3 separate regions of the Homo sapiens genome follow, and regions 1 and 2 are each linked to region 3. The links are chromatin loops, found by intact Hi-C in ENCODE. Cell type or tissue: IMR-90. All regions are shown on one strand.

Region 1 (8,000 bases), 1.0 Mb after region 3:
GGTGTGAGTGAATATTTGGGAAGCGATTCCAGGAAGCTGACAAGGGACTGGGGAAACAAGACGAGGAAGAGAGGAAAGGAATGAATGCATGAATGAGTGGGTCACTATAGGGGGTCGTGGATTGTGTCCTGGACACAATCCCCATTGGGGCTCTCTGAAAAACTGTACAGAACATACATCAGAATTCTCCTGTTGAGGCTGTCAGAAGCCAGATATTTGTTCTCCAATTTCTCTTCCTCGTTGGTTAAGGGTGGCTCCTGAGGCATCTCCCACCTCCACCTGGGCACAGCATCCTCCTGAGACCAGAGAAAGTCCTCAGGCAGAGAGGTGCTGGTTCTTTGAGGCCTGAAACCATTTGAGATACAGGAATTATCTATCAAAGATGTAGGTGCCTGGGATAAACTATGAGAATCAGGTGGGGTGTTGACAGTGGCTATGACAATAGGTAGATATGCAGAGCAGTGAGTGATCCCCTCAGGGAACTCCAAGCTAGACCCGAGGATGGAGGAGGTGAGAAAAGAGAAAGCATTTTAGAGATTCCAGAAGGCTTTGCTTAATGCATTAAGGAGTCTGGACTCTCTCCTAGAAGTATTTGGGAGCCATGGGAGGAATTGGAGGGAGAGGGAGTGGTAGGGTCAGATCAGTGATTTACACAGACCACTCTGCTGCCTTCTGGGAAACAGATTGTAGCCGGAAAGACTGTAGCCACAGGACCAGCGTGGGAGGGAGAAGGAGAATGTTTGAAGAATTAAATCCAGAGAGGATGAAACGCTTCCCCAATCATCCACTCCCTGTACCTGAATGAAGACGTTTCTAGCCCCTCCCTCCTGGTTCCCATACCCCCAACTTGGCCCCACCCTTCTGTGGTCACAGCCCACCTCAGCAGCCCTAAGCTGACTCTGGGTCCACCAAGCAGCAGCCTTCCTTGCGCCAGCCCACTTGTGATGCCGTTTTTACACCTGGGGCCCTGCCTCAGTTTCCCTGACCAGACTCCAGATCCTAAGTAGTACAAGAGCCCATCACTGACCCCTATCTCCAAGCCTGGTCCTAATGCCTGGTCAAGCTCTTACCACACTTGCTGTCCAAGGAGCTGGGTCCTTCCAGAAATAGGAATCAGGTCCTTCCTCATTTGCATCCATACCCCTGGGTTTGCTGTGCCCCTCGCCTTCAGCTGAGGGGGCATTTTGATGTCTGCATTTCAGGCTAAGGTGCAGGCCCTTGGCTTGTGTTGTCTCCCCTCACAGCTCCTCAAATGGGGCAGGGGGAAGGAGGGCATTACCCAAATGAGGACTCAAGGTGCCAAGAGGAGAGGTGAGCTGGTCACAAGTGTAGGTGAGGTTCCAACTCAGTTGTAGGTACTTCTACTGCCCCAAATCAGGAGTGTAGTAAGCTCCCACTTACTAGAATGCCTCTAGGCAAGGAACTCCACTGCAAAGAGCATGGACTCTTTCTTGGGGTCACCAGCATTAATGATCTGAGCCCCTCCCAAGTGCCAGATGCTGTGACTCCTTAGAAAGCTGAAGCTCCCACTTTTGTCCCTTTTCACACGCAGTCACAAAGCACCATGTGCTTTGTGTGTGGCCAGCAAATGTTGTAAGAGGGAGAACTGGCCTGGCAAAGGCAGATTTAGGGGGCTGACCTGACCAATGATGCCACACTAGCTGGGAGCCCCCCTCCTGCCTCGATCCAACCCCAGCCTTGATAGTCAGATCAGGTTCCCCGCACCTGCCCAGGGCCCCACCACCCTCCTCCCCTCCCTGACGGCTCTTGCAGACAGACATGATCCCAGCACCTCCCTGTGTGTCCCGAGAACCCCTCTCTTGGCTGGGGAAAGCAGCCTTGTCATGCCTTTTCTTTCTTACCATAAAAGTCCTGCCTTTATTTTTATTCTTTAATAAGGTTACAGCAGGACTGGGGGAGGCAGATTTTGGCCTCAGGCTACATCTGCCCTTCATTTAAAACACCCCAACTCCCACAAGGCTGGAAAACAAGTCTCTGAGCTTCTCTTTTATAGTCTTCGTTAGATCCAAATCCAGAGTTATTTTTGCCAACAGATTGTATCAGCCTGGAGCCCAATCGCCTCCAGAAACAGACCCTCTTGCTTAAAAAGCAACACTTACCCACTGCACCCAAACCACCCCATCTCCTGCCCATCCCAGGCCACCCAGGAGCAGCCCCAACTTGCACACACCACTTAAGAAACCTTTTCTCTCATCCTGGAAGTTTCGGGATTCCTGCACTGCTCCGAAACCCTGCATTGTCCACATTTTCTTAATTCTCACAAAGGCATGCAGTTTCAGATTAGAAAAGTTTTTATTTTCTACTACAACTATATGGAAAGGGAGTTCACTGGTTTTGATTACACTGGGTCATTTGACAAAGAGTGTTTGGACAAAGGCAATGCATGTTTGTGGGGAAAACCCTGTCATTTATAGCAGAATGAGAGAGAATGTAAGATAGGACCTTGACTCAACCATGCAGAGGGAGCGCGTCCTCCCCTCTCACCATGCCACTGCACCTTGATGATCTTCTGCTAGATTAATTTTACTGGGCTGGGCCCAGACTCCAGGGCCAGATTTGCCTGCCTGAGAGGCAAAGCTAAAAACAGCTCCAGCCTCCAAGAGGGGCCAGCTGATGTCTAATTGCTCAGCTCTCTCCTGTCCTCCCCGCAAGGAAATTAAAGGCTCACTTTGATTTGGAGAGGAGGAAAAAAGAAGGCTGTTTGCAGGTGTTGAGACAAAGTCGTCCAGGCAACCGCGAGGAATATGCCTCTCCACATATCACTAACACAGGTGCACCTCCCTTTTCCATGGGGCACACACAGCCAGCACAGAAGGAGTTTGTGGGCACAGTGAGGAGTGTTGCTTGTTTCTGGAGCCCAGAAGCAGACTGGGGTGTTATTAATCCATCCGCATGCCCGGGTCACATAGGAGCCCTGGTCATGGCTGTGAGATTTCTTGTTATGAAAGCAAGTTAGGTTGGCTAATGGAGTTCCCTAAACCCTTTGTATATTTTATTTGGGCCAGGATGGGAGGAGTAAGCATTAATCATGCACATTCATTCATCTCTGTGTTCCTTCAGCCTATATTTATTATTAATAATAATAGCTACCATTTAGTGGGCTTCCACTGTGTACCAGGTGCTGTGCTAAGCACTTTACAGTATCTGATTCAAGCCTCACAGCTTCCCAGTAAAACAGATATTATTATCCTCATTTTACTGATAATGAAGAGGCTCAGGAAGGTACAGTGACCTGCTCCAAAGCTCATGGCCTTTAAGAGCAGGGATTCAAAACCAGACCTGTCTTGACCCCAAAGTCTAAGGTGTTAAACTCGAGGGTCTCCTGCCTCCCTTTGTGGGTCTCTATGCCTGCCCTTGGGCTGGGTGCTAGCATTAATGTTTAATGAAGGAAGTGTTTCTGGAATTACACATTACAGGGCCTACTAGGTCTCTGGACGTAATAGGGTTCATCCCAAAACATGCACAGTAAGAACAGGCTACAGCCTGGCCTGCAGCCCAGCTGGTGATTCTCTGCCCAGCCACTCACTGGGTCATCATGTCTGCACAGGCTGGATGAGGGGACGTTAGCGCTGCCTTCCTGGAGCCCAAGGTCCAGCAGTTGAACAGATAAGAACCCTTCGTGATTGTGAAATGGGAGAGTTCCCTGGCTCCCCCCTCGCAGGATGTGCAACAAGGGTGTGGCTCTCTGTTCAGCCACTGCGAGCTCAAACCCCTTACGAGATGGGGAGCGTGCAGACCAGCAGGTGCGGGAGCTGGGATGAGCGCTTTGGGCTCCGGCCCCACAGTAGTGTCTAGGGGTGGGTGTCTGTGACTCCTGAAGCCCAAGTGGGCATATCGCAGTGCACTCTTTTAGCTTTGCTCTCCACAGATGGTTTAATGTTAACCCACTCAGTGCCCCCTTGGTCCCTGGGTCCTTGTCTGGCATCCAGGAAGAATCAGGTCACACATGGACTTGAAGGATGAATGCCGGGGTTTTATTGAGTGGTGGAGGTAGCTCTCAGTGGATGAATGGGGAGCTGGAAGGGGGATGGAGTAGGAAGATGATCTTCCCCTCGAGTTTGGCCTTCCGGTGGCCAATCTCCTCTCTGATCATCCCCAGCCAAACTCCTCTCGGTGTTCAGACTCTCATATTCTTCTCTCTTTCTCTGCCATGCCATTCTGCCATTTGTTTGCTCATCTCCTTCTGGAGTCTGGGGCTTGGGGTTTATATGGTACAGGATGGGAGGCATGGCCAGCCAAAAGGCAACTTTTTGAGCACAGTAACAGGAATGCCTGTTCTCACTTAGGGCCACAGATTTCCAGGCTTGAGGGTGGGGTCCTTGCCTGGGAACCACCTCTTCTTCTTAGTATTTTCCTGTCTCCTGTCTCTATCAAAAGGGTTGATGAAGGGGAGCCAAGGAGAGGGGAAAGCTTTCTCATGGAAACAACATCCGAGCTGGAGCATGTGGGTCCCTGAAATCACATAGCAGACCACAAGAGGGAAGGACACCCTTAGTAGAAGGAGGAGCTTATACACAGGATGGCACAGGGCACCCCAGAAGGGCAGGTTCCTACAGCAGAGGGTGTGAGAGCTCATGGGGCGGAAGCAGGAGGCAACAATGGGAAGGAAGTTTGGTGCAAGCATCAGCCTAGACGGGGCGTCCTATCATATGGGCAGTCAGAGGGATAGTAGCCAGGCCCCAGGCCCTGTTCAGCCCCACCCCTGCCAGGGCTCCACATCCAGGGAAGATGTGGATTCAGAAAAGGGCAATTGCACTAAGCGGCATGGCCCACACCTCGGGAGTCAGGTCCTGATTCAAACCTCACCCCAGGAAAGACATTTTCAGAAACATTAGGAGCACCAACTTTAAAACTTCCCCAGTCCCTTCCCACAAAGTCCGTCTGCCTCCCAACCCAACCCTGTGACTGCCCTCTTCTGGAGAGAAGGCTGAGAGGAGGGGAGGGAAATTGTCGGAAATCTTATCAAGGGAGAAAACCTTGCCCTTGATTCTGCCAGTTCTTATCGCATCCTCTGACGTTCCAAGCAGGCCACAGCCAGACTCTTTGGTGCCTGCAACAAACCTCAAGAATCCTGAATTCTGGATGCAACTCACATGTAAAGTCAAACAGGCCTGCCTTGCCGGTTAGCCTCAGCCTTAACCTTAACGTCATCTAAATCTCAGCTCCTGGGCTCATGACTCCAAGGCCTGAGACCGGCTGTCTTAGGGAGCCTCTAAGCCTGTAATCTCAGCATTTTGGGAGGCCAAGGCAGGCAGATTGCTTGAGATCGGGAGTTTGAGACTAGCCTGGCCAACATGGTGAAACCTCATCTCCACTGAAAATACAAAAATTACCCATGCGTGGTGGCACACACCTGTAATCCCAGCTACTCAGGAAGCTGAGACAGGAGAATCGCTTGAACCTGGGAGGCAGAGGTTGCAGTGAGCCAAGATCGTGCCACTGCTCTCCAGCCTGGGCAGCAGAGTGAGACTCTGTCTCAAAAAATAATAATAATAATAAATTTAAAAGATTAGCCGGGAAGGAAGATCCCACCCACCCTAAGATGATATCAGCTCCTGCAGAGGTAAAATAAGTTAGAGAAGAATCTGGAAGTTTTCTGCCTCCTCCAAGTTCTTTTTAACATTCTACCTGCTTGGGAATGCTGTATTCCAGCCACGGATCTCTGTTTGAGAAAGTTTACCTCACTGGCATCGTGCCCTTACAAGCTCCAGGACCCACTTTCACTCTAGACCCTGAAGACAAGCCCTATACATGAGATGAGGGAGATGGACGATTCATCAGGCCTGAAAGGCAAGGGACCCGCTGCAGAGGGCAGGTTACAGAGGCTCCATTACAGGGAAATCCTCAGAGGAGGAAAAGGAGGCTGGCAGGGAGGCTCCAAGTCTGTCATCACAGTCAGCCCTGGTGACTACGGCAGAAAAGCAGTCAGGACTCATCCAGTCTGTCCTCTGTGCACATGCTAAGCCCTCTGCCAGGCATCCTCTCCCCTACCCCACATCTCTACTTGGAAATCTCTTCCTTTAAGGTGCCGCTTCAGGGTCAGCTCCTCCCAGAGGCCCTCCTAACTCCCCCAGGGCCAGTTATCTGTCCCTTCCTCTCCACTCACATGCCACATGTGGCATGTGAATTCCTCTGCAGAATTCAAAGTGGGTTATCATCATGGGATTAGAGTCCTCCAGTCTAGACCGTAGACTCCTTCCAAACAGAGTCCAAAACTTACTCATCACTGCATCCTGGGGACTTGAGATAAAGCCTTACCCTTAGTAGGTCCTCAACAAATATTTTTTGGAGGGGAAAGAAAAGTAGGAAGGAAGGGAGGGAAAGAGAGAGGTGGGGAAAGAAGGAAGAAAGAAAGAGAAAAAGAAAGAAAGAGAGGGAAAGAAAGAAAGAAGGAAGGAAGGGAGGAAGGAAGGAAGGAAGGAAGGAAAGAAAGAAAGAAAAGAAAGAAAGAAAGAAAAGGAAAGAAGGGGAGGAAGAGGAAGAAGGAGAAGAAGAAGAAGAAGAAGAGGAGGAGGAGAGGGAGGAAGGGAGAGAAGGAAGGAAGGGGGGGAAGGAGAGAGGGAGGAAGGAAGATGTATAGATACATTCAAATAATGAATGCCTATAATTTAAAGAAGCATATGAGCTTGTGGATAAGAAGGGAGATGACTCCTGCATCTTTCACCTCCTGATCAGTATTCCAGTGGGAATGAGTATCCTCATCACTGCTGACATGACTCTTCAGCATCTAGGAGATGTCCAAGGCTCCCCCAGTGCCTGCCTCCCAAGAGGAGGGGCACCGGTAAAGGCAGAGGTCTACATGGTGTGGGTAAAGGCCTGAAGCCTGGCTCTAAGGAGGAAATTGGAACAATGGTTGCATGATGTCAAAAGTCTCTGTCTCTACTGTAACTTTCACCCAGGCTAGTTCCCCTCCCATCACCATAGCAACCCACATCCTCAACAAGGTTCAGGGTTCAGCAAGAGCCATGGGAGGAGAGAGAGCGCGTCCTTGTGGCCTTCACACCATGCTGGTGTTCCCAGCTGGTGGCCTGGTTTTCTTCTGTTGGTTCTTAGCACCTTGGGTCACATAGTGCCCATTCATAAACTAAAAGTCCCCACTGCTTGATATCCCCAGATATCTGTGAAGGGTGCCTTTTACTGGGCAGGGTAAGCTGCTCAGAGCTCTCTGAATGAATAACTACTAGGAATCTGGAGTAAAGTCGTTCTAATGAACTCTTCTCCATCCTCCCTCTCCCAAAAGGAAAGGCCTCACCTCTCTGTGAAAATGCACTTCCTGTTGTATTAAGAAGCAAGGCCTGACCGCACTCCTATGCTCTGTTAGTTGGCATGTTCCCTAAGTTGGCATGTAGGGTCTACATAATTTGAGTATATTTCTGGTTTGTTGAATCTGGATATGGAGAAATTCCATCCCCCACAAAAAAAAAAAAAACTTCCCTAAGATTTTGGGTAAAGCCTAGATGCTTTCGAGGGGTCCCTGAAATGTCAACTTTCTACCATAAGGAAATAGGAGGAGGCCTGGATCAGAAAACTGTGGGTCTGTCATGGTGACAAACAGTTTCCATCCTGCAAACAATCTGGATTGCCCTGGTGATGGGCAGGGCCAAAACAGGGCCAGGACTATGAAATATTGCAATGAGTGGAGGGTTTCCTTGGATAAACTTTATCGAGACATCCACAATAGATCTCTCACACTGATGCAAACATCCTGAGGCCAACCTTTCTCCTAACATTATGCCCCATCACAAACCTCTTTCTTCTGTGTCTAACTCAAGGGCTCCAGAAAGACATTGTCTACCTATAAAAGGCTCGGGCACAAGTGGAAGATACACAATGGTTCTATTTGATCAGCATCAGAAAATAAGGCAAATACCAAAATTCCAGAAGTCCTCATAAATCTGGCTGCAAAGTTTCTAAGACAATTTGGGATTCAGGCAATGACTACAGGAAATGATGGCTTCTCCCTATCAAGGAAGCAGGTC
Region 2 (8,000 bases), 950 kb after region 3:
TGAAGTTTCATCACGTGAAGATAGATTCATAAGTTGCTTCAAATCAGGAGTCAACAAATTACAACCCAAAGGCCAAACCCTGTCCATTTCTTGTTTTTGTAAATAGTTTTATTAGAACACAGCCACACCCATTCATTTGCTTATTGTCTACAGCTGCTTTCTTGTTACAAGAGCAGAGTTGAATAGCTGTGACAGAGAACATAGAGCCCCAAAAGCCTAAAGTATTTGCTACCTGGCCATTTTCAGAAAAAGCTTGATGATCCCTTCTCTAAATAAAGGTCTACAGAAATTGGAAGAGCCCAAGAGAGGGGAGGAAGCTGAAAGAAGATAGCCTGAGAGGGGAAGAAGAAGATATTTGATGGAAAGAGAGTGAAATAGGACTGCAGTGATTTGACAGTGGCATGAAGAGAAACTTTGGAAAATCAGGTGTTTAACATGGATTTTTATAGTTTTGCTCTGTAGCATGCAATTCAGTGTATTCCCTTGGTCACCCTGAGAAGAAGTCTTCCATTATTTTTTTAAAACTTCCATCCCTTATTAAAAATTTCGGATTATATTTGTGATTTTTACTAATGCCAAGTTCATAAGATTTGCCTACAGACAGGAGGTACTGGACAAATGCAGGGATGACTGAAAGAGGTCCAGTTATGTTTGGGTTTGAAGAAAACTTCCAAGGTTTTGGCATAGTAAATCGGGGTCAATTTTTTTTTTAAAGGAAACTTTCAAGAAAGGCCTAATGGTAAATGTGGAGAAATTGAGACTTTCTCCTTCTTTTCTATGCTACTCTAGCCTAGCCATGAGATGACAGAAGATGAGACAGAAATCTAGAAAGCTCAATGCAATAATAACAATAACTACCATTTGAGCACTGGAAATGTTATCATTACCTCTTATTCATTACCTCATTGAGCCTCCAAGAGAACCTTAGCAGAAGGCACTATTATTAGCCCCGCTTTACAGATAAAAAACTGAGGCTCAACAAAAGCAAGTGGCAGCTCATAGTACCAAAGTGGAGATGTAAACGTGGCTCCAGAGAATATCCTCATGGTTTTGCCTCCTTCTCCATCTTCAGAGAGTTCCAAGCCACAAGTTGACCCAGAGGTGCTAGCCACATGCCCACGGCATTATCAAAGCCTAATGGGCCCTCAAAGACCACCTCCTGAGATGTCCTAAGACCTGGAGGAGATCCCAGCTCAATCTCATATCCCTCATGTCCTATTGTCTTCCTCCCTTTCCAGTGAATTCCTTCTGTTTTCTTCACCCCACCCTCATTCTCTTGCCATTCACTTCTTTAATTCCTACTCCCTTTCTATGGCATTGTCTTCATTTATTCACTCCCTGGAACTTGCTTTCAAGAACACTTACAATACAGCACGATCGCCAAACCTCAGGAGTCTATGAGAAAAGTATGCTTCTAAGGGAAAACAAAGGATCCCACTGAGTCTCATGTAATTCAAAGAGGCTGATCAAACACATATTTTGAGTTTCCTAGTAGCCAGCCCGAAGAGGAAATCTATGTCCACATAATTTAAGTGATTTATTTTTCCAGGAGAGGCGCAATTATTCTTCATTCTAAAATAAAGTTCATTCTCCCAAGAGTTCTTCTTGAAAATACCATGAGAGAATACCATGATATACAGGCAATGTGACATTCAGCAACATTTTAGATCAAAGTCTCTGAAAATTCTCACAGGGCTCATCCTTATTTATTCAACATGTTCAGCAAAATTTATACAACATTTAACAAATATCTACTGAGGGCCTACTGTGAGCCAGGTACTGTTCTAAGCATACAGGACACATTGATAAACAATACAGGCATTGACCTTGCACCCCTAAGGTGGATGGTGATACAGTCAGATGACATCAAACCCTGCACCTAGGAAATGCATTCAAACTAGCTGGTCCCCAAACAGGAATAGGTTCAGAGACACTGGCATCGCTGCATGGTCAAAGAAGACTGATTGACAGAAAAAGGAAAGTGACTGCAGAAAACAGAAGTGCAGTCAACAAGCAGCTGGATTTGTTACAGCCGGCATTTGCTTTATCTGAACAGGATTTGAACAGTTGGCCACCTTTGACTGGCCGAAACTCAAGAGTTTTGTACTCTAGGTACCAAGAGTAGGTTACAGCCTGTTTCCATATCCATTTACGTTACAGTTCCCTATGTATGGAGAAATCTTTAGGCCTGACTTAAAATATGTAAGGAGGCAGCTTTAGGCTAAACTTAATTCAACAGGGGTAAATGTCACTCCCCAGATGTATAGCTTTTAGATCTAATGATGTTTGGAGTGAGGTGCTAGAAAGAAGTCACTGGGCTCAGGGTGGCTTGCAGACTCAATTTTTAAATATACACAAATATGTGTCAGTATATATACACTGTGATATATACATACAAATATACATAATATATGCATATATCAAAAATCTGTTCCCTCCCTGTGGCCTTTCCCCAAGCTTCTTACACATCTAAAGCTGGCTGACCTCTGCAGGTTTCTGAGTGCTGCCTTAGGGGAATGAATGGGTGGATGGACCATAACCTTCAAGCAATTCCCTTCCAGAATGTAATATATTCTTGAACCTTGATCATGTTATATAAAGAATATATATTACATATATTATATATATTTATATATAATATATTAATATATAGATATACATAGATAGATAGATATAGATATAGATATTTTAAGACAGTTTCACTCTCATTGCCCAGGCTGGAGTGCAATGGCATAATCTCGGCTCACCGCAAGCTCTGCCTCCCGGGTTCAAACGATTTTCCTGCCTCAGCCTCCCAAGTAGCTGGGATTCCAGGCATGCACCACCACACCCGGCTAATATTGTCTTTTTAGTAGAGACAGGGTTTTTCCATGTTGGTCAGGCTGGTCTCAAACTCCCAGCCTCCAGTGATCCATCCCCCTTGGCCTCTCAAAGTGCTGGGATTACAAGTGTGAGCCACAACGCCTGGACAAGAATATTTTTTAAAGAATCAAATTGCTCCTCGCCCACTCTGAAACAGATACCAAGCGCTGGCAAATACCTAACAGAGATTTTTCCCCCAAATCTGAGATTCAAAAAAAAAAAAAAAAAGAGAGAGAGAGGCCTTTTCTGGAATTTCAAGGTTTCAAAACAAAGTAGGGGACCAGTCCTCAGTAATCTCCCTTTAGATCTAAGACTTTGATTTTCTTCAATTCTCAGGGAGATCAAATGAAATTCATCCCAGCAGGCAAACCCCAGAAATTCCACAAGCATCTGCATCACCGAGGGATGGACATTTCTTCAAATGAACAATACCCTGGAGACTTCAGGCTTCTCAGTTTTCAAGCTGTCGATTCCTAACTTGGAAAAAGGGATGCGGGAGCTGAAAGCTGAGAACCTATAGAAGAGATAAAAGTTCAACATGATCCTATGGGAAGAGACTTAACTTTAGTCAGCCAGAGAATGTAAAAAAGAAGGAAAAGAAAGGAAGAAACAAACCTCACAAAGCACACACATTCCAAATGTGCCTGCACAGGAAACGATGTAAGATCATCTTCATGTGGTGGAGCCATGTTGTACCTGCTTTAAGTGTCTAGTACATCTAGAGCTTTTATAAAAGGTGTCCTATGAGAGGAACTGCAATTTCCGTATCTCCAGCTGTATGCACATCTAATTATGTGTTACGACTCTCGGCTCTGATAGCAATTAGGATATAAGTTGTACTTCTCACCACACCCAAATGCGATCCTTACCAAAAAGGAAAGGAGAACTTGGAGAACTTGCAACAGAGAATTCTTCTTCTGTTGGGTCAGAGTCCAAAGTGAGCACCATCTCTGCAGAGGAGCAGAGTCAGGGTGCTGCAAGCCACCATTCCCTGGGGATGGAATAGGAGGAAAGCAGGGAGAAGGGAGATATTATTATTAACAGAGCATCAGCTCTGTGCCAGACACTATTTGTACGCATTGTCTTTGCAAATAACAAATTATTCCAAAATTTAACAGCTTGATAACATTTATTTTTCAGCTTCTGAGGTCAGGAAACCAAGCATGGCCTAGCTGGGTGCTCTGGCTCGAGGACTCTCACAAGGCTGCAATCAAGGTATACTGGCAGGAGCTGAATGCATTGCAAGGCTCAACTGGGGGAAGATCTGCTTCCAAGTTCACAAACATGGCTATTGGCAGGCCTCCAGTCCTTGCTGGCTGTTGGCTGGAGACATCCTTTCCTTGCCATATGAGCCTCTTCAGAGGGCAGCTCTTGACAGAGCAGCTGGCTTCCTTCAGAGCAAGTGAGGGAGAGAGCAAGAGAGGGCACTCAAGATAGAAGCCACAGTTTTTCATAGCCTAATCCTGGAAGTGACACCTCATCACCATTGCTGTATTATCCTCATTAGAGGCAAGTCCCTAGGTCCAGTCCAGGCTTAGGAAGAGGGGGTCGCACAAGGGTACCAACAGCGGAAGGCAGGGATCACTGAGGACCTTTTTAAATGGTTTTTACATATGTTTATTGAAAACAAGATGTTGTAGAGAGGATTTTTTTCCTAATTGTGCAGACTGTATAGCTGAGTCCATGAAAGTGTGAGTAAACTAAAGACAACTTTATAGCTTTATGGTAGAGCCGGGATCCTAACTGAAGAACCCATATGCTTTCTGCAGCATCACACAATAGGGAAAGGAAACTACAGAGACTTTTCTCTTCCTTAGCAGTTTCTTGCTCCTCTTGGAGAAAACCAATATTTTAAAAGGGCAAATTAATGCCTCATGTGGCACAATAGTGTCCCACAAATTTGTTTTGTTTGCTGCAGAAAGGCTTTTAATATATTTTGCATGGAACTCTAATAAGTTAAACATTAAAAAGCATATTTGCTCTAGTGCAAACAGCATATAGGGTGGGCTGGGATAAGAGTATACACTCAATTTCTCTCTCTTACTCTTTGAGGCCCGAGGCTCTGGGAAGTTGGTTTGAAAATTTACAAGGACAGTAGAAACTATGGTAAAATCTACAAGTACAGAGGTTTTAGAGTCAGAAAACCATCACCTACCAGCTGAGAGGTGTTAAGCAAATTACTTCTCCAAACTGAACCTTCCTTTCCTCGTCTGGAATAGTTGAATAATGGTAATTTTTATTCCACTGGGATAAAGATGCCAGCGATAGCCCTGGGTAGTGCTAGTTAATGCTAATTAACAAATGCTAGTTAGTATTGTTAAACTGAAGCATTACTAAATACCAAGATATTATCAGACTTGTCTCCTAGAAAGAGGGGAAAAAGGCAAGAGCCTCAGATACCAAATAAGATTGATGCTGTGAAACACGAAATTCATGAAATGAAAGTTAAATGTGACACAAAGAATGAGTGGGATGTTTACTTTTGGCCATGAAGGGATAACTGATATCAGAGTTTTCTTCCTATATTAAATAACTAGAATACTGGACAAAATACATGAGATAACTGATTTCAGTTGTAGGGAACAGTCAGTGCAAGTCTGCTATGAGATGAGGCCCATGTTGGTTCTGACTTTCTGCCTGGGTGATTCATTATGGCCTGATACCTCCATGGGAAGAGGCAACAAAAACTGGACTTGAAAGAGGTTGAGGTGGCCGCAATTTGTAGGGCATGGTACTAGAAAGAAGGTGTCTAAGGGGAGAAACTCCAGAAATGTACATAGGAGTTCTCTTGAATCTTTTGTTGAATTCTAAGCTCTGAATGCACAAGGCAAGACTCCAGGAGACAAAGGACAGCTAGTAGGGGAAAGAAACTACTGAGGAACTGTGATCTGAATTGCCTGTGCTCACATAGGCTGAGAGGCTCCAGCTAGTGAGAATCAAAGGATAGTTCAACACCCCAGGCATCTGGTAGAGACAGTAAAAGGGCCATGCCTTAGACATAGAGCTAAGCTAGTCCTAGAACCACCCACACAGAGCTATTTTAAAAATCCTTGAATGAATTAAGAGATCCACAAGTAAATGTTACTTTCTGCTGGAACAAAACAGAACCAAACTGTGGAATGAAGAAGACATCAAAATCTCAACAACTAAGAACTGAGCATCCACAAAGTTCAGCACACAATTTAACAAAAACAAAAGCCTTACTAGACATGTGTGTTAGTCCATTCTTGCATTGCTGTAAAGAAATACCTGACACTGGGTAATTTATAAGGAAAAGAGGTTTAATGAGCTCACAGTTCTGCCAGCTTTACAGAAAGCACAGTGCTGGCATCTGCTCGGCTTCTAGGGAGGCCTCAGGAAGCTTAAGATCATGGTGCAAGGCAAAGACAGAGCAGGCACATCACATGGCCAGAGCAGAAGCAACAGAAGGTAAGAGGGAGGAGAAGCTACACACTTTTAAACAAACAGATCTTGTGTGAATTCAGAACAACAGCTCACTTACCACCAAGGATATGGCCCAAGCCATTTATAAAGGATCTGCCGTCATGATCCAAACACCTCCCACCAGGTCCCACCTCCAGCACTGGGGATTATAATTCAACATGAGATTTGAGTGGGGACGAATATCCAAACTATATCAACATGCACAGTAGATAAAATGAGATGCATATCTGTATCTATTGAAAAAAATCAGTCAATAGATACAGACTCAGAAGGGTCAGAGAGGATAGAATTAAGAGACAAGAACTTAAAACAGCTGGTATTTCAAAGACTTAAAGAAAATAAGAATATAAAGAGGGAACAAATAGAAATTCTCAATTGAGAAATGAAGACTATAAAAATAACTACACTTATTAGAATGGCTAAAATTCAAAACAATGGCAATACCAAATATTGATCAGGATGTGAAGCAGCAGGAACTCTCATTCATTGCTGGTGGGAATGCAAAATGGTACAGTCACTTTGGAAGATAGTTGGACAGTTTCTTACATAGCTGAACATAGGCTTATCATACCATCCAGCAATCATGCTCCTAAGTACTTTCTCAAATGAAATGAAAACGTATGCCCACACAAAAACCTGCACATGAATGTTTATAGAAGCTTTATTCATAATTGACAAATATTGGACTTAGCCAAGATATATTTCAATATATAAACAAACTATGCTACATTCCCACAATGGAATATTACTTAGCAATTAAGAAGAAATCAGCTATTAACCCACAAAAAGACATGAAGAAATCTTAAGTGTATATTTCTAAGTGAAAAGAAGCCAGTCTGAAAAGACTGAATACTGTATGTTTTCAATGACATGATGTTCTGGAAAAGGCAAAACTAGAGACAGAGTAAAAATATCACTGGTTACCAGGGGTTTGAGGGAGTGGAAAAAAGAAGGGATGAATATGAGGGGGCTGTGGATTTTAGGTCCAGTGAAACTATTCTATATGATACTGTAATACGGACACATGACATTAGGCATGTGTCAAAACTCATCAAACTATACAGTAGAGAAAACTGCATGAGAGAGAGATGAGACAGGGTATATGGGAACTCTGCATTTTTTGTGCAATTCTGTTAATTTTAAAATGCTTTAAAAATAAATCTATTAATTTAAAAAGAGCCAAATGAAGTTTCTAAAACTGAAAAATAGACTATCTGACACTTAAAAATCCACTGAATGAGCTAAGTTGCAGATTAGACCTTACAAAAGAAATCAGTAGCTTTGTAGATACAAAAAAAAAAGCATCTGGATAGGAACACAGAGGGATAAAAAGGCTAAATAAAATGAACAATCTCAACTATGAGACAGTATCAAGTAGCGTAATACACATGAAATTAGAGTCTCAAAATGAAGGGACAAAGATTGTGGTAGAAAAAGAATATTCACTGATGACTGAAAAATTTCCAAATTTGCCAACAAATATCAACTTGCAGATTCAAGAAGTTCTATGCACCTCAAAAATAATAAAGAAAACTACACTGAGACTTATAACAAAATTCTGAGAAACCAAAGTTTAAAATCTTAAATACAGTCAGAGAAAAGACATCTACAGAAAAAAAAAGTGAAAAAAAAAATCACCACTGACTTTTCACCAGAAATAATGCAATCCAAAAAATATTAGAACACCTCTAAAA
Region 3 (8,000 bases):
AAAGTTAGGTTTTTCACAACAATATCAAGAATGGTTTAAAAGAAACAGTAAAACATTTACTGCTATATTAAAATTCCATGCCCCAAAGTGTTTACCGAAGATCAAACTGCTATTCCTTTTTGCAAATTAGAAGTGTCTTGCAGACATCTTCAAAACCTCATGAAAGAACGGGCAATGGTGTCACGGTAGTCTCACTGATATTTTTCTTCTTTATCCATTCCCTTCCACTTGGAGTCAGAAATGATGCTCTTTTTGCCAGAAAAAAATCCAGAAAATCCTCCCAGATCACTGTCTCAGTGAGAGCTGACCTTGTTTATCCTGCAGCCCAGCCCCCACCCCGGCTGCTGCTCAATGTCAAGTTACAGGATTTCCCAACTTTCTAGTAAACTCCAAGGTGGGAAGAAGATGCTGAAGGTAACAGGATCCACCCACTAGAGAGATGCTAATCCTGACCAACTGCTCGAGCAGTAGCTTGAACCACAGCTAGATTGAATTCGGTCTCTCCTGAGAGGGCCAGACAAGGCTTGTAAGTAACAAAACCGCTTTTCATGATGCCCTCAAAAGCAGATGGGCTCCATGCAGACAGTTGGAGAAGGGTGCCATTGCCCTCTAGTGGCCAGAAGTGCAATCTTCCGCGAAGGAGTCCATTTCCAGAGTTGTACAAGGCTCTCAATGTCAGGGTAAAATTATAGCAGAAAGATGTCTAATTATGCTCCTCGAGTGTTTTCTTTAGTCCTTCCTGCTCATAGGGGAGGCTGCGGATGGCTATCACAGGAATCCTGATGGAACAGCTCATTTTTAACTCCTACCAGTGCACCAGGATGTGTCCAATTTTCTCCAACTTTATTTTTCTTTTTCTTTAGCAGACCTGTTGATGTTTTTCCCCCTAATCAATTAAATCACAAATTTATATAGACCAACTACTTTTATATATTTCAGAGGCAATAACTTTAAATTAAAAAGGCTGAAAACTCACAATTCTTGGTAAGTGCAGAATAGGGATTCTTGACAAATTAGGTAACTTTTTATGAAACAGCAGCCAATTCCATAAGGGAGAAAATCATCCCAAACACATTTCAATCCCTTAAATCATTGGCTAGTGAATTTATACAGTGCTCAAATTTTCTAGGAAAAAAAAACTTGAAAGTTCATAGTCATTCTTCAAATTTGACAATTCAAGAAAAAAAGTTTGATACCTACTTTCAAACTCTATATATTCCACTGTTTTATTATTATTGAATGAGTAAGTATGCCTGTCATCAAAGTGAAAACATCAATATTGAAAGTAAATTCCAATGAAATTGTTATGTTTCTCCAACATCTACCTACATACATGTATTGAGAATGAAGGAAGACTAAAATCAGATTTGAAGATCTTGTTTAGATGGTTCTGAAAACAGATTTGAATATAAGAGATCAAAGTTTACCAACTTCATAAGTTACCACTTCATAAGTCACAGGCATTCACAGGCAAGGTTCCAGGACATGCTATGCTCCTGGGAGCGCAGTACTGGCATTGTAAATCAGACCACGAGGTCAATGTCATGGCGTTTCCCATATGAGGGTCCCCAAACCAGAATCTTTACAAAGCAGCCATGTAATTCTATTCAAAGGAGAAGAAAAACCATGAATTATGAAGACAAGTGCATTAAAAGAGCATGAAATTGATCCGTATTCCCCCAAATCATGGCGTGGCTCTCCAAGTCTGTCCCCTGCCCCCTCCTCCCACAAATAAACAATCAAACATGCACATCCACAGCCACCACTCTACAGAGGGAACATGAGTTCTAAGACATAAAAAAAATTGCGCCATAACTATTTTTTTTAAATTTTCAAATTAACAAAAGATTGCATCTTAATTGAAAATAGAATTTAGGTTTCTAGTAATTTTACTGTCTGGTGTTCTGATAAGAATGCTGAACGTAATGAAAGTTCTGAAGTGCTATCAAGATGGTCCACTGCTTCAGTTAGAACTATTTTAAAAGCTTATTTTCCTAGGCAGCAATAAGCAGCCATTTGAATAAATCTACATGTCTGGGGCTCGCCAGATTATCCAGTCTCAATCCTTCCAAGGCCTGCCTTCATTCCCCCTTTCCCAGGGGTGAGGAGGGTGGTTTATTCTTTCAAACAATGTCATAAAATGCCCAGTTTATGCAGACTCTGAAGTAACAACTAAAATGATAGTAATAATTTTTATTAATAATAGTGCATGCCTGCAAGACATTTTAATGTCTTAATTTACAATGTTTCAAAAGTAAGATGTAAAGATAATCCTTACTCAAGCAAAGTTTCCTGGCCTTTCAGATGCCTTTCCCTGGTCTCTACTGAAAAGCACTCACATTCCTTTTGTACTAGGCTGGATTTCAGTTTTTCACAGAGGTTCGAATTCCAGAGCCCACTGGCCAACTCTAAAACTTGGAATCAGAGATTACATTTAAGGAACTTCAGTAGCTGGAGCCTCAGAGTGCTTCTCGTATTGGCCACAACTCTGTCCCTTTGTTTTGTAACTTTTTTTCCTTTGTCCTATTGGAAGAAGACCAGGCTCCCTGCAGCTAGGGTTGGGCAGTTAATATTTCTGTTCTGGTGTCTGCACCTACGTATTTGTAGGAAAAACAATTCCAGGATTAACGAAAAGAAGGTCAGTCCCTTCTCTTCTCTGCCAACATATTAGGCTCTAGCGCTCAGAGCCCAGCCTGGCAAATGTGCTCATGCGATGCTACAGGATCCTCGCTCCTGAGAACACATCTGCATCCCCATCCCCAGGAAATCCAGACACCCCGCAAAACCATCGACGTCTGCTGCAAGCCCAAGTGATGAGGAAATTGATCCGTCCTCTAGCCAGATTAATTATGGTAGCCTCCCTGTGATTAAAACGAAAACTTACTGCCTCATATTAAACCGATAGCCATGATTAGAAGAAGAAAATAAGAAAAGATTTCAGAGCGATCGTAGCACGATTTCTTTAGGGGGAGACGAAGGGGGAAGACTTTAGTGAAATCTATACCCTCATACAGCCGGGTTTCAAGAACAACCCCCCACTCCCATCCCTTAGGGATAACCCGTCGTCAGGCAGGGATGGTATTAAATAATTAAAAGATGCGATTTCTTAATAGCAGTGTGATGGCCCATGAAATTCCTACTGCATTATCAGCAAAAGCAACAGGGCTTCTTCTAGCACCTAGAAAACCTTTCACCCGGGAGAGGCAGGCGCGGCGAGCCCCGGGCGAAAGCAGGGCCTCGGCAAAAAAACGGACAAGGAAGCCGGACCCGCAAGCCTCCCCCGACCCCACTTTCTCTGGGGACTCCGCTTCACAGCGTGAGGCGGGCCCTCCTACAGTTCCTCTGGGTTGGGGAGGGGGGAGAAGGGAGCTCTCCTCGCCGTCCTCCCCATCTGGCCAGCTTCTCAGTGCTTCCCACCTCCCGGCTCGCGTTCCGGGGCAGAGCGCAGGGAGGGAGGCCGTGCGTGCCGGGAGCTAGAGAGGCTTGGCGCGCTCCGAGAAGCGGCGCAGGTTTCGGGAAGGTGTGGTTCTCAAAGTTAACGTTGACCCTGGCAGCTTTCGCCAATCCCAAGCCAGAGGCGAGCCCGAGTCTGGGCCGCTCATGGACCTACTCCTGCGCTGGTGGGAGCTTACAAACGGGCGCCAGAGCTCCCGCAGAGACTCGGGCTGGAGGGCTGTAGCGCACCGCAGCCTGCTGCCCCAGAACCACAGTCGGCGGCCCCAAACCCACGCTATTAAAGTGCGGGCAATCTCCTTCCGGAGCTGGGGTCTTTCCGTTTTCCCGGGCTTACCCGGCAGTCTCGACTGCAGGGACTAAGCCCCGGGGAGCTTTCGGCAGGGATCCGGGAGGATGGAGTAAGAACCCCGCAGAGCGCGGTCATGTCGCCGCTTTGGGGAAGCGGCGCAGGGCTGGCGGGCACCGCGCCGTGGGCGACTTTCCCCAGAGATATGACCGGGGACAGTCGGCGTGTCCGGAGGTCTGCTCTGCAGTCTCTTGCCCCAGCCAGGTACAAACCCCCTCTGCTGTGGCCTCGGCGCAGACCCCACAGGAGGCCGGAGCCAGGGAGAGTCGTGGAGCGCACATCTGAAGCCTCCGTCCCCTGCTTTGCCCGCGCCCACAGCTGGCTCCCTTCTCCCTTTCTGATTTTTAAACAAATCTCTCCCTCCCTTTTGCTTTGCGTTAGTGAAGCCTTCTCGACTCAGATACCACCGTCCCCCTCACCACCCCGCCCCGCCAAGACATTCTCTTCCTGAGAAAATCCTGCCCCCCATTCCAAGAAGCCCCAACCAGGCGAGAGGAAGGGACTGGCGGCGCACCTCACCTGGGGCCCTTGAGGGTGGACGCAACCTCCGAGCCGCCAGTCCCTGGCGCAGGGCAAGCGCTGCGGTGTCAGTCCCGGCCCCAGTCCCGGTCCCATTCACAAGTCAGCGGCGGCTGCGAGCGGCCCCCGCGGCATCTGCTCCTCGGCCCGCGACGCTCCCCTCAGCTGGCGGCGGCCGCGGAATGAGCCGCCGAGCGCGCTAGTGGCAGGAATGAGAAACCGGGGGGAGGTGGCGGGCGGGCAGGCGGGTGCGGGGCGGGGGGGGCGGGAGGAGGGAGGCTGCCGCTGTGAGGGAAGGAAAGGGCGGGGGCTGAGAGAAGCCGAGGCTGCGAGAGGCAGCGAGATGGGCCTCGCAGAGGCTGCGGGGGCCGACCCCGTCCGCGCCCCTCCCCCCAGGGGCCCAGAGATGCTAACCCCTGGATTCGTGGCCGCCCCTCCCGCCCCGTGGCGCGGCGCTCCGACTCCCTCAGGGCTCAGATGGAGTCTGGAGCGACTGAAGTTGGGCTCCAGGGACGCACAGCCAATCAGGGAGGGCGGCGGAGGGAAGCTGGAGAGGGGTTGGGAGCCCCCATTTTCCTCCTTCCCCCAAATCCGCTCCAGCTGGCCAGGCTGGGCTCTCGCCTGGCGGGCCGGGATGGTGGTTGGGGGAAGGTATCGTCCAAGTGAGGGAAGCAATTGGGAATTCGGGAGCGCGTTCTATTCTTTCTCACTCCACCACCCCACCTTCCAAAAATCCCTCAACGTTGGCGGCTCCTGCCCAGCCCCCACCCCTCTCAATCTCCCATCCCTTGCAAACTCTTCTGGTGGCTCTGGTGGTGAAGTCGGGCGGGGAGGGAGACTTAGGACTTGGGAAGAGCCCAGTCTCCGTTCTCTCTCAGCTCTCCTCTCGTCTAGTGCCCCCCACGCAACGCCTCGGAGAGGGGTGCGCGGGGAGCGCTTCGCCGGGGTCGGCCTCGCTCCAGCTTTTGGGAGGGTGCCTTGGCCCCTACCCCAGCCAGGTATCAGTGGCCCCCGCCGGTAGTGTCACTTGTTGCCACTCCCTCGCTACAGACCCGCCAGGGCCCGGTGGAGTGTGCGTTTCTACGGGAGAAAGGGCCTAATGGGGCGCAGCGCCGGAGTCCTAGCTCCTTCCTCCGCTGTTCCCCTCACTGACGACTCGCTACCGTGAGGGTTCCCCGGGCCTGCTTCCTGCCCTCCCTCCCCGAGTCGCCGGGAGAAAGGGCTGGCAGGGCCGGGGCTTAGGAATCACGCCAAGGACTGGGCGGGGCGCTCGCGGTACCGGGAACGGCGTGGGGATCCGCACACCCAGCAGGGAACAACCATGCCTGTGTGGGGACCCCTGGCTTGAACAAGTTTGCAGGGTGGGAGGTGGAGGCAAGAGAGGAGGCGGAGGAAGGTGGAGACGCCAGTGGGTGAAGGCTAAAAAGGAACCGCCTAGGGGGACGGGGATGAGGCTGGGAAAGGAGAAGAGATGGACCCGCGAAAAAGACGGGGAAGGAGGCTGCGGAGGGAAAGCTGGGCGCCACAGCCAAGCAGTTTGAAAGGGCTAGAGGGGAGGAGACGGGCCCAGGAGTTAACGGAAAAAGAGGCCGAAAACGGAAGAGAAAGCTTGGGATCCTGAGCGCATGGGGAAGGAACCCCAGTGCGGGGCTAAGGCAAGAGCGGCCGAGCCCTGCCCTCCAGCTCCTGGTCACCAGCCCGCGGGTCCCGAGCGCCCGCAGCCGCCCGGGTTTCCACACGGCTTGGGGAGACGCCCGCGGGGGCGGGTGCCGGCGAGGCTGCCCCGGGACCTACCCTCTTCGGCCTGCGCGCCCGCGTTTTTCTTGACGACTCCAGGATCCGGGTGGCGCTGCGTGCCTGCCCCCAGTCCGCGTCCTGCGCGGAGAGGATGCCTCTGTCACCCTCTGTGTGGACGTGGCCTTTGAACTCCTCATTCCTCCACTGCGGGGGAAGAGCTGTAAGTTTCCAGCTGCCCGGTTATCTTACTCCTCAGCCTTCCCCCCACCATAGGTGTCCAAGGTGATAGCCCCCTGGGTCTCCAGTAACCCCCCAACCTCGCACCACACTCTGCGCAAGGGACGCGCGAGGACATTGACTCCCGGTGCTTTCCTGTAGAGCGCCAGAGAGCAGATCGTGGTGCCTGCCACTCCTGCCTCCCCCTGTGGGTCCCTGGCCCTGAACCTTTTCAGAGCTCTACCCTGCTTCCTCTGTCTGCCTTTTTGGCCTCTGCTGTAACCCCTAAAACTTTGGGTACTTCCCAAGCCACCGCCGAAAGTCCCCACTCTAATGAGGCATGGTGATGGTAATAGGATGATCTGGTGGCGTCATTTCAGCTTATAAATGAAGTTACTTACACAGGAGAGGATGGACAAGGGGTCCGGCTTTCCCTCAGAGGTACTCGAGTTTTGCTCTTGTTTGGCTACAAACTATTGCCTGGATTTTCTCAACCCTTCCACGTGGTCCTAGAGGGAGTGTGAAGTCACGATCAATCTGATCATACATATATTATACAAAGATGCCCGGGATCTGTAATGATTAGGACATCTCTTGATCCATGAAGCAAGTTTCATAAACTCCCTTTTGGAAGCGTGTCCAAAGATGAACCTGGCCACATGTCAGCTGACATTAGCTGGACTTTGACCTCTCCTCTCTGTTCAGCATTTATCGAATCACAACAGTTGTTTTTATAGACCATCCCTTTAGTAATGGGTGCATCAGCCGATTTTAAAAAGTAAGTTAAAAACTGCTTGATAAGTTTCCACTGACACTACACACCTGAATCAGATGGAACCTAGTGTATAGCAGCAGTCAATAACCCTTTGCACAACCCAGCAAGTTAGGATTCTACTCAAGAGAACAGGAAACATGTTCACACAAAAACACACACCAGAATGTTCATAGCAGCCTTATTTATAATAGCCAAAATCTGGAAACAACACAAATACCCATCAACTGGTGAGCAGATAAACAAAAGAAACAACATAAATACCCATCAGCTGGTGAGTAGATAAAGAAAACAGGGTGTATCCATACCATGGAATATTGTTCAGCAATAAAAGGGGAAGAAATACTGATGTTTGCTACATCACGAATGAACTTCAAAAACATATGCTGAAAGCCAAATGAAAAACAACATATTGTATGATTTTCATTTATATGAAATGGCCATTTATATGAACTGGAAAGGCAAACTTATAGAAACATAAAGCCGTGGTTGCCCAGGGCTGAGGATTTGAACAGGAATTGACTGCAAATAGAACTTGAGGGAATTCTGTTGGGCAATCAAAATGCTCTAAAACTAGATAGTTGTGATGATTGCACAAATCTATAAATTTACTAAAATCATTGAATTGTAACCAAGAAAGAAAAAAAAATCCTTTCATATCTTTATTCCCAGAATATCTGTGACCTGCAGCTAATCCACAAGAGGAAACTTGGCAAAGCAGTTTCAGAGAAAAATATGTTAAAAAAAGATTTTTAGTTCTTATGGAAAGATAACCATATTTCTATTCAGCAAGTTCTATTTTGGCTGCTGCTTTGGAGAACCTTATAAGTTTTAAAGAAAGTTAATTCCCCCCTTTCACTCTTCTAAGTGATTAATTCCTGGGAACTAGAGTTAGGCATTCCAGTTCGTGACATTTTAAACACACCTACTCATAGACACAGTACAAAGTGCACA

What was found. A loop is a pair of places that touch in the nucleus more often than their neighbours do. Peaks named below come from ENCODE experiments on the same cell type or tissue, not always from the same donor. Only the 100,000 strongest peaks of a DNase experiment are listed, where the experiment ranks them.
Region 1: it touches region 3 in a loop (6-fold over the local background); 2 of 110 quality-filtered maps call a loop at or near these places.
Region 2: it touches region 3 in a loop (6-fold over the local background); 2 of 110 quality-filtered maps call a loop at or near these places.

Annotation. Positions count from the first base shown.
Region 1 is chr16:66,163,074-66,171,073 of GRCh38, forward strand. No RefSeq gene overlaps it. Among named protein-coding and RNA genes, the nearest start is that of CDH5, 200 kb to the right of the region's middle. In IMR-90, a CTCF peak has its summit at 4,936 (motif pointing left); no DNase peak of the experiment used is centred here; H3K27me3 peaks cover 402 bases.
Region 2 is chr16:66,066,493-66,074,492 of GRCh38, forward strand. No RefSeq gene overlaps it. Among named protein-coding and RNA genes, the nearest start is that of CDH5, 300 kb to the right of the region's middle. In IMR-90, no CTCF peak of the experiment used is centred here; a DNase peak (open chromatin) is centred at 4,199; H3K27ac peaks cover 652 bases.
Region 3 is chr16:65,117,559-65,125,558 of GRCh38, forward strand. CDH11 (cadherin 11) reads right to left here and starts at 4,505. Exons shown (of 13, transcript NM_001797.4): 1 at 4,322-4,505. In IMR-90, CTCF peaks have their summits at 611 (motif pointing left) and 4,490; DNase peaks (open chromatin) are centred at 593, 2,463, 4,693, 5,103 and 1 weaker place; H3K4me3 peaks cover 4,984 bases; H3K27ac peaks cover 5,782 bases.